Regions from separate parts of the Mus musculus genome. Here all the other regions are linked to region 1. The links are chromatin contacts, found by Hi-C or POLR2A ChIA-PET in ENCODE. All regions are on one chromosome and are shown on one strand. Each heading gives the region's core, a stretch centred on a gene start or an enhancer-like site at or near the end of the contact. The rest is flanking DNA. Distances are from core to core; before and after follow the strand shown. Region 1 holds the start of Zfp282 (zinc finger protein 282). Region 2 holds the start of Zfp956 (zinc finger protein 956). Region 3 holds the start of Pdia4 (protein disulfide isomerase associated 4).

Region 1 (3,000 bases), core at 320-2,819:
CTCTGCCTCCCAAGTGCTAGGATTAAAGGCGTGCGCCACCATCGCCCAGTTTAAGTTGAGTTTTTTTTGTTTTTTGTTTTTTGGTTTTTTTGTTCATACAATACTGTGAACTAGACCCCCAGCCTAAGCCTAATCTCTGCTACACAGTAAAAGTGTGAATGGCTGTGTGAAAGTCTACCTGCGAGGAAACTGGATTAGACACACTGTGTTGTTGTCTTTCTGTGTAAAAAGGAACATTGATATGACTCACTACATACTTAAGGAGGGACATAGTAATCATTTTATCCTGAGGACATAGCTTAAACACTTGGGACTAACTTAGTCCTCTGTTTCTCATTTCTAGAAAAGAGAATATAGAGTTGATATCCCATAGGTCAGAAAATGTCTTCTCAGATGTGGGTTGCCAGTAGAAAAGCATTTGCCTGGAGCTTCCCAGGCTGGGCTTACTCGGTTCCTCTACTAATAGTGGACGTGATGTTTACAGTGAGATATATGCACTTGCATGCATGCACAACTTGTAACCAGGAAACGGAAAAAAAATCACTGACTTCTGGAGCATAACCTTCATAGAGGATAATATGAGTCTATGAAATACTCATTCATATATCCTGGAAGCATACCTAATAAAGCACTCGATAACTGTCCTTCTGAAGATAGCCCCTCTGGCACCCCACCCTTCCCCGTAGCTTCATATTGTTCTCAAGTTTAAGTGTAGTAGAACTCATGGCTTCCACCAGGTCTGACTTTCCACAAGGTGATAAGCCTTAGAGAGCTCAGTCCAGACAAGATAAGGACTGGCCATTTAGGAAGACAAAGTGGACAATATGCTACAGATAACCTACAGGGATTTATCTTTGATGGGTAATTACTTTTTTTTTTTTTTAGACTGGCCTGGAACTAATTATGGAGACCAGGCTGGCCCTAAACTCCACCTACCTCTACCTCTCAAGTGCTAGGAATAAAAAGTGTGCACACCACATCTAGCAAAAGTATCTGGGAGCCTACTATGTGCCAGGCATTAGTTCCTAATTTTTCAACATTAAAATAAGACAAACATAACACCCCACCCTATTTATATAGAACATAGGAGGTTCAGAGACAGTAAATGTTAAAAAAAAAAAAAATCACAGCCAGTGGCAATGTTGCAATTTAAACCGAAGAAGAGTATGCAAACCACAAAAAAACCAACCAACCAACAACAACAACAAAAAAAAAACCAAACAAACAAAAAAACCCCACCTTATGCCTAAGCAAAAGCTGACACATAGTAGGTGTTCAGAAAATATTTGGGTAAAATTTTTACAAGGGTGAGGCACCATTTTCTCCTGGGATGTCCAATGCATTCCTAGAAGTAACAGAAAGCAAGCCCCACTGTCCAGGCCGCAGCTTGGGACGTGAAGATCGACCACCCCAGCCAGACCTAGAGGCCGGCGGTCGCCGTCAGATTTCTTTGGGGGAGGCGGTGGCCCCCAGCCTGGAGTGGCCCCCGTCCAGCCCTGCAGGCGGGCAGGAGCTCCGAGGCCATTGGCTGGCGCGCCGGCTGCGAAGGGCGGGGAGCGCCACCGAAGGGGACTGTTTGCTCCTACGGGCTGTAGATGGAGCTGTCCGGCCCCGGCAAGGGGGAAGGCGCCTGGAAAACGTTCTTCTTCTCCCTGGCCGGCCCGAGCGGGGAACAGCACTCCCAGGATGCAGTTTGTGTCAACACGGCCGCAGCCTCAGCAGCTGGGCATCCAGGGTTTGGGGCTGGACAGCGGGAGCTGGAGCTGGGCCCAGGCTCTGCCCCCGGAGGAGGTCTGCCACCAGGAGCCGGCGCTACGCGCGGAAATGGCCGAGGGAATGCCGCCCATGCAGGTGGGTGCAGCGCCCGCGGGCGCCATGGCCGCGCCGCTGCCGTGGGGGCGGGGCGGGGCCGGGCCTCGGGGAGCCTCGCGGCTGCCGGGGCCCCGGGCGAACGGCGGAGCGGGCCTGGTGCAGGCCCGGAGCGCCAGGCCCTGCCGCGCTGCCACGGTGCCGCTGTCCGGGCCGGTGCGGCCGGGACCCGGGGCCCGCAGGATGCGGAAGCCGGGGCTGTGTTGCCCGGGACCTAGCGCGGTAGTGGCCGCTTCACTGAGCAGGGACTCGGGTTCCTCTTGGCGTCCGACCCGCCTGGGTTTGCGGCAGGCCTATTCCCGGCCCACAGAGGGAACAGTTTAACCATGTTTACACTGTAGCCAGTTTAATAAAAGGGTTTAAAGCTGTTTTATTGCTGTCTTTTTCCGACTATAAAGAGCAGCCCACTTTTCCTCTGTAGAACGGATGAGCCAGGGAAGGGACTGGGAGGGGACTTTGTCATCTTGGGTTGGCAAACTTGCCTGCATATTGGAATCGCCAGAGCAGCCTAAGACAACTGACTACGCCCAAACCGCATCCCCGAGCGTTGTCTTGGGGTCCTGGGGGTGAGAGAGAAGGCTCCAGTTGTTTCTTTAGGCTCCGTAGGAGATCTCAGGGTGCCTAGGACTTAGCTGGCACGGCCTTGGGTATACAGCACAAGGAGAAGGGTTAACGTGGTTTAACATCATTGTCTCAGAAGGGAGACTGAGTTACCTGAAGACTGGACTCTGAAGAAGCCACCCCTGTGTTCCCATTTGATTCTCAGTCAGGACTTAAGACTTGACAAGTCAATATGAAGACCTTTGGTTGTTTTTGAGCAAAATGACCAACTGTAGGTCTTCAAACCTGCGGAAATGCAACCAGCCTCAGACTTCCTACACTTCCATTGTCAGTCTTATCCCCTTCTCTGAACAAGGCCCCGGTGAAGCCTCCATAAGCCCAGTGGATGGCACTGACAGCCATCCAGCCACCAGGACCCAGCAGGGGCTGGCATTCCTAGGGTCCTGTTGTTCTCACTCCCATGTCAGAGAGGAATTCTCAGATGCTGTGGGGTAGTCTTCTGGCTATCACAGCTTCTCAGAGTTTGAGGAAAATAGTTCATGTGATTGTCAAAAGCCAGTCAGTCCGGCT
Region 2 (3,000 bases), core at 324-2,823, 76 kb after region 1:
CAGTTTACCACTGTAGTGAATGTCTTCACTCCTTTCAGCAACAGAAGAGCCTGGTATTACACCAGCATCAGCACACAGGCAAGAGGCAGAGCTGGCCTGCCTGTCCCTACTGTGGCAAGGCCTCCCGCCGGCCCTCAGACCTCTTTTGTCACCAGTGTATCCATACTGGTGAGCGTTCCTATCAGTGCCCCCAGTGTGGCAAGGAGCCACCACCTGGCTGTCCACATGCAGACTCATTCCTGAGGCTAAACAATCCTGCATTTCCTCTTGCTTTCTGTCCTCCAGGGAAGTCCAGCCCTGCAAGGGCCCAGCTCTGAACAGGACAGGACCTGCACTGTCTCAGGGCCTTTCCCTTGTGCCTGCCAAGTGGTGGAAGTTCCTTCACTTTCCAGCTGAGTTGGTACTTTAGGGGCCCTTCAAAAGCACAAGCTCCAGACCAGGAATTTGAGGTGATAGTGTCATGCCTCAAAGTCATGAGAGCGGGTGCTTCATGTGCCTCTTTGTCACAGCACCTTGGGGACAGCCTTGTGGAGCTTCTGGAGCTGGGTGATGGATTCCAATTCTGATAGTTTGCTCTCTTGTTTGGCACTCAGACACCAGAGCACATGAAGGCTCCCAGGTGCCTTCATCCCTGGCTGTGCTATTGCTAAAGTCCTGCAGACTCTGTAGCCACTCAGAAGTCCTGCACAGACGAGGCAGAGGGTGACACTGCCGTCATTCCCAGGGTAGGGGTATGACTGGCAAGACTGTGGCATGCAGCCATGGTTCTGGACGTTACTTGCCTGCACACCCAACCGTTGTTTAGGCCCTGCAAGCAAGACAGCAGTTGTCAGTAAGCGCTCAGACTGAACGTGGACAGTATAGCTGCCCCAAACTTAATCCTCCGCTGCAAGCACTCATGTTGCTGTTCTGGGGGTTCCTAGGCCTCTCTTCTAATGCTTTAGATGTTCTCTGGAAAACAAGTATTCATATTTGAAGCACAAATCCAAGTGCTGGGGTGGGGGAAGAGGCGCTGTATAATCCTGGCTCGCCTTGGGCTTGCAGTGAATTTTTTTCCCCTACCTCTATCTACCTACTAGGATTTCCTTGCTTGTGCCATTATGCACAACTGGGCTTACTGCATTTAACCTGAAATTCAATAGGACAGGTTAAAGAGTATTTTGAGTTAAGAATGAACAAAGGCTGCATGGTTGCCTGAGCTCAAAGACGTTGGATCCCAGATTCTGATGACTTATTTTGTAAAACAAAGATATGGTTGGGTTGGTTACAAGGCCCTAAGAACCATGGAGGTGGAAATATTAACTTAATCGGTGCTCTATAAATACACTGGAAAATGTAGCTGCGTGTTTGTGGCCTAGTTTGTTCTGGGGAGTCTCAACATGTGACCCTAGTGGTTGGCGTGGCTCTACAGCTCAAAGGTGAACGGAGCTCAACACCTAGTGCTCACACCTGCGGGGCTGAGACGAAACGCTAGCGAACGCTATGCAGCTTGTGCTCCCAGCTAGCCAATAGAGTCTGGCTTCTCTACCGTCAGGGGCGGAACCTCCAGGGCTAGCCAATGGGGAGCCGCCTTGTGGAGGGTGTGGCCTGCGTTTCTGCCGCGGGAGCAGCGAGGACGTCTAGGTCTCAAACTGCCAACTGCGTCCAAGACGACCATCCTGATTCTGTATCGTGAGGCCAGGAAGGGCCGCCTGTAGGGGACACAGCGGCTACAACAAGACGAAGCAGAATCGCGCGCAGCCATGACTGAGGCGGCCGCTGCACCGGTAAGGGTGGCCCTTACCGATCATGTGGGGGATGTGAAGCGGTTCCTGAATTCGCCGGGAGGACATCTTACCACCTCCTAAAATTGGGTAGAGCTCAGCCAGGTAGTCAGGGAGGAGGACTAGGAGGTCTGTTGCCACATGATTAAGTCCTTGTCTCCTTTGCCACGGGTTTGATCATTTGTAATATACGGCCGTTGAGCTTCACCAGGAAATATCTGGGCCCGGTGCACCGGCTGCGGTCGTTTTTACTCCACGACTCCTTTTTTCCAGGACCTCTTTGCTCCATCTCGCAAGTATTAGCCATCTCCGATCAAATCCCGAGCTAAGGCCCCCTCCAGTTAGCCCTCTTGGTCCTGGGACCTAGAATCTAGCTCCTGCCTAGGAGGGAGGGTTCCACGGCCTTTCGGGCCTGAATTCGATTCTATTAAGAGTAGATACATACTTCCTCGCTTGTTGTTTTTTGATGAACACCGGGAAGACTTTCCTACTGCAACTAGTTAGGGAATCAGTGTTATAGAAAACGTTGGGTAGGCGTGTTTTAGGTTCAGGTGAGTGAACTACTGAGATGAGATTTACAGTCCCTGAAGGTAGGAGGCATCTCCTGCTAGCAATAGCTTTGCAGTGACTTCAAAGACATTTCTTGGTGTTAGATTTGTGGCAAAGGATCCCAGAGAGACGAAGATATTTGACCTTTATGTGTGAAGACTGCCTCCTCCCAACCACATTTTGTTGTATGGGTCAGTGGTCACAGACCTCAGGATGGAGTGAGGAAGAGAGAAGTTTCTAGTGACAAGTATCTTACTGTGTGGGACACTTTGCTGTGTCTTTTTTATGGAAGATATCTTGGGGGAAGTTTAATGTCACAAAATTGTATTCGTTACAGTCTTTGGTTTAGAACATATAACACATTCTGACCAATAGTCAGGAACCTTCATGTTTATTGGTAATACAATATATAATAAATGTCATACACCCTGAGTGCTTTTTCTGTTTGACCACCTTAGAGATAGAGGGAAGTTCCAGGATTTATCTGTAGTCCCCACAGCTCCGCATTTTATTTACAGTTATGCATGGTGACATTACCCCCCTTCTTTTGACTAAGATGCTGGCTTTCAGCTTTCTCTGCCACTGCCTACTGGCATCTAAGATCTAGCTTCCAGTAAAGTGACTGTTCAGGGCACTGTAGTGACTGTTCGGGGCTGTTTGTTGAGGTGTCTCAGTCACAGAGACCTAG
Region 3 (3,000 bases), core at 357-2,856, 64 kb before region 1:
CCAGTGACCCAAAAGATATACCACTGGCTAGTCTAAACAACCTTTGAAATCCACTCACCCAGGCCTCTCAAGAAGTCACACTTTTCACACTTCCTGGCATTTTAACCCCTGCCCAGAGGCAGGCAGAGCTCTTGAGCTCAAGGCCAGCCTGGTCTACATGATGAGCTCCAAGCTACATAATGAGACCCCCATCTTGAACAAACAAACATACATCACCCTAAAACTGACCACTGTCTCACAACCGTGTAGTTTTTAACACGTTCTTAAAGCATACACCAAACTACACTGGTTCTCAAACTTTCATGTGTCCCCCACAAAGCCTATTCTGCTTTGAAAAGTGAAAAATTTGCTTAAAATGAAGACTCTGCCCTCTTTCTGTTTCAATGTATTTTGGGTCTCTATAAGAAATGAGCCCTCAGTCAGTTTGGACAAAAGTGCCAAGATATACTCATAGGTAGGACGGATAGTTGGCCCCTTTCAGCAGTCTCTTCATTTCTACTCTTTCCTACCTGGGCAAAGACTCATAAATCAATGATCCACAGGAATCTTACTCAACCTAGGAGTATAAAGTTCACATTCCCCCTCCACACTAAACTTTAAAAATGGGGTTTGTTTATATTAGACTAAACCTAGTAGGCAACAAGTTAGTGGTTAGAAGGGAAAGGTGTCGATCAGACCCGTTCTCTAGGAACAACGTTAACTAGTACTTCCTATTTTCAAAGTTTTTATGTTTTCGGTAGAGGATTTCGAAGAAAGGGTGCGGGCATAACGTCTATGAGTTACACATACTGTTCCTACTAGAATACATGCACCACCAGCCTCGACTTTCAAAACACAGTGCAGCGACTGGCAAAAAAAGGCGCTGAATAAAATGCTTGTATACGGCAGCTCCAGTTTCCATAAAAGACGAAAACAAAGCCTGAGTTATTTCTACTTCTTGATATAGATGCCCAGTATCTGCGACTGCCTCTTCCAGGTCCTACTAGCGGCCATCCCGCCTCCGTTTTCTAAAACCGGTTTTGGAAACGAGAGTATTCTCCAGAAAATTTTACTCAACAAAGGGGCAAATCTCAGTAGTGAGGGTAAAGAGACGAGCTGCGAACCAGGCACTCGGCACGTCCCTCCGTGTCCTAGTCTCAGGTAGGAACTAAAGAGGCCCACACCCCTAGATTCGGCCCTACACTGAAACTCCATTAAGTTCGTTGCTACCGGGTCACTAATTCCGCAGGGGTGTGAGCGAAGCACCCTGTCAGGCCCCAGCAAGGTTTGCAACCCACGCGAGCTGCTCCTCCGACCCGCCCTCCCGCTCACCTTCGTGTGCATCTCCGGCGCTCGCAGCAGCCAGCAGCTGTGTCAGCGCCAAGAGCAGGACCAACAGCCAAGCTTTCCGGAGCTTCATGATTGGGTGCAGAGCTGGGCCTGCAGACACCGGCCACCGCAGAGCACTCGCCGACCTCCCGAGCGACGCCGGAGCGCACCAAAGCCTCCAGGAAGTTCAGGCCGGTGATTGGTTGGAGGTAAGGAAGCCGCGGCCCGTCCAATCCCCGCACGAATCAGGGCGAGAGCCGTGGCGCCCCGCCTACACCGCCCCGCCCCGCTGCCTGAGCCCTCCGCGCGGGCGCGCCCCTCAGCTCCGCGTTTAAAACTCCGAGCCCTAGTGTGAGGTGCCCCCTTCTGATTGGCTGTGCCGCGACCACCAATCACGGGCTGCCACTCGGTTTGCTTGGAGCGCCCAGGTCCGGAAAGAGTGCGGGGGAGAACAAAGGCAACCAGCCCTGCACAGGGAGGCGGGGCTTGAGCACTCCGAGGGGAGGGATTGGTTGGGAGGTCAGCTCCCTTTGGCCAAGCTTGGCAGGAAGAACACGTGTAAGAAACTCAAGGAAATGGTGGGGTGCATGTGTAGGCTCGTCCGTCTGAGGCTGTCCTTGTGCAGGAAACTAAAGAGGACAGAACTTTTGGGAAAAAGTGAGATCAGAGATCCCGCCTCTGTTCCCCTGTTCTTTGGCTTCTTGTTTTTTCTGTTGAGCATATAAAAGTTTGAGTTTCTTTCCTAGATACTAGGTTCGGAGAGGTATATGAAATAGATTAGTTGTTTCAGAGCTGGGTGGGCTGACTCCAGGTCTGTGGAGGCAGAGACCCATGACTTTTAGTGATATCCTGTCGCAAAAAAAAAAAAAAAAGAAAGAAAGGAAAGAAAGAAAGAAAGAAAGAAAAGAAAAATTACAACTTGGACTCCATGACTAAGTCTATAAGTCAGAGTCTTGTCTGAACGTTGCCTTGTATTATGATTTTTCTGAAGAGAGAGAGAGAGATAACCAATCTAGTGATTTAGATCTAGAAATAACCGTGAGTGTTTTGGAAAAGAAACTAGGTTTGCATGTCAGAAAAGAAAGCTGTACTGGCATTAGGGTTAGCACCTGTGGATTAACATATGATATGACGTAGAAGACAAATGAGGCTAAATAAATAAATCTTAGAGAGTCCTGCAATATTTTCTGATGTATACAGGAGGAGAAAATGAGCTGTATTTATCACTACTCCCCTGGGTTGTCATTTTAGCACTATTAGGCTAGGTTCCTAGGCCAATTTGAATATGTGTTTTCCTTTACTCCTGCAGATCTCTCTCTAGAGAAGTAGTCCATTGGGATTGTCTATCTACTAGTGTATCTGTGACAATTCCTGCATGCATGTCCACAGCCAGAAGTTCAGATTATATGTTTTGAAAACTAAATTAAGACTAGACAGGCACACAACCTACATGCTCTGGATTCATGAGGTTTATGATTGATTCTATCTAGGTTAAACCACAAGAGATTACTGCAGTCTCTTGTGTTTTCTGTAGAACTCAGTGATGGTTCTACCTTTTTTATTATTCTGATATAATTCTTTTCTGTAGTTTCAACTACTTTGGAGTCTAAAGCAGATCATTTTAGCCCAGAAATTCAAAGCTAAACTGGACAAGAGAGTAATGCCTCGTCTCAAAACAAACAAAACCAGATA

Evidence for each region. A loop is a pair of places that touch in the nucleus more often than their neighbours do. ChIA-PET counts read pairs that join two places held with the same protein, here RNA polymerase II (POLR2A).
Region 2: a loop to region 1 is called in a map of T-helper 17 cell, with 1.8 times the contacts of the local background. The contact joins the promoter of Zfp956 here to the promoter of Zfp282 in region 1. A Hi-C loop is called at or near these places in 2 of 37 maps with a recorded cell type or tissue (T-helper 17 cell and T-helper 2 cell). POLR2A ChIA-PET finds 5 or more read pairs at or near these places in 2 of 5 experiments (Patski and embryonic stem cell).
Region 3: POLR2A ChIA-PET joins it to region 1 with 12 read pairs in Patski. The contact joins the promoter of Pdia4 here to the promoter of Zfp282 in region 1. POLR2A ChIA-PET finds 5 or more read pairs at or near these places in 3 of 5 experiments (Patski and embryonic stem cell).

Annotation. Positions count from the first base shown.
Region 1 is chr6:47,875,986-47,878,985 of GRCm38, forward strand. It overlaps Zfp282 (zinc finger protein 282), which reads left to right and starts at 1,570. Exons shown (of 8, transcript NM_146175.3): 1 at 1,570-1,851. The coding sequence starts at 1,687.
Region 2 is chr6:47,951,817-47,954,816 of GRCm38, forward strand. Zfp956 (zinc finger protein 956) reads left to right here and starts at 1,574. Exons shown (of 5, transcript NM_178898.4): 1 at 1,574-1,766. The coding sequence starts at 1,743. It overlaps Zfp783 (zinc finger protein 783), which reads left to right. Exons shown (of 6, transcript NR_027963.1): 6 at 1-2,733.
Region 3 is chr6:47,811,906-47,814,905 of GRCm38, forward strand. Pdia4 (protein disulfide isomerase associated 4) reads right to left here and starts at 1,607. Exons shown (of 10, transcript NM_009787.2): 1 at 1,312-1,607. The coding sequence starts at 1,399.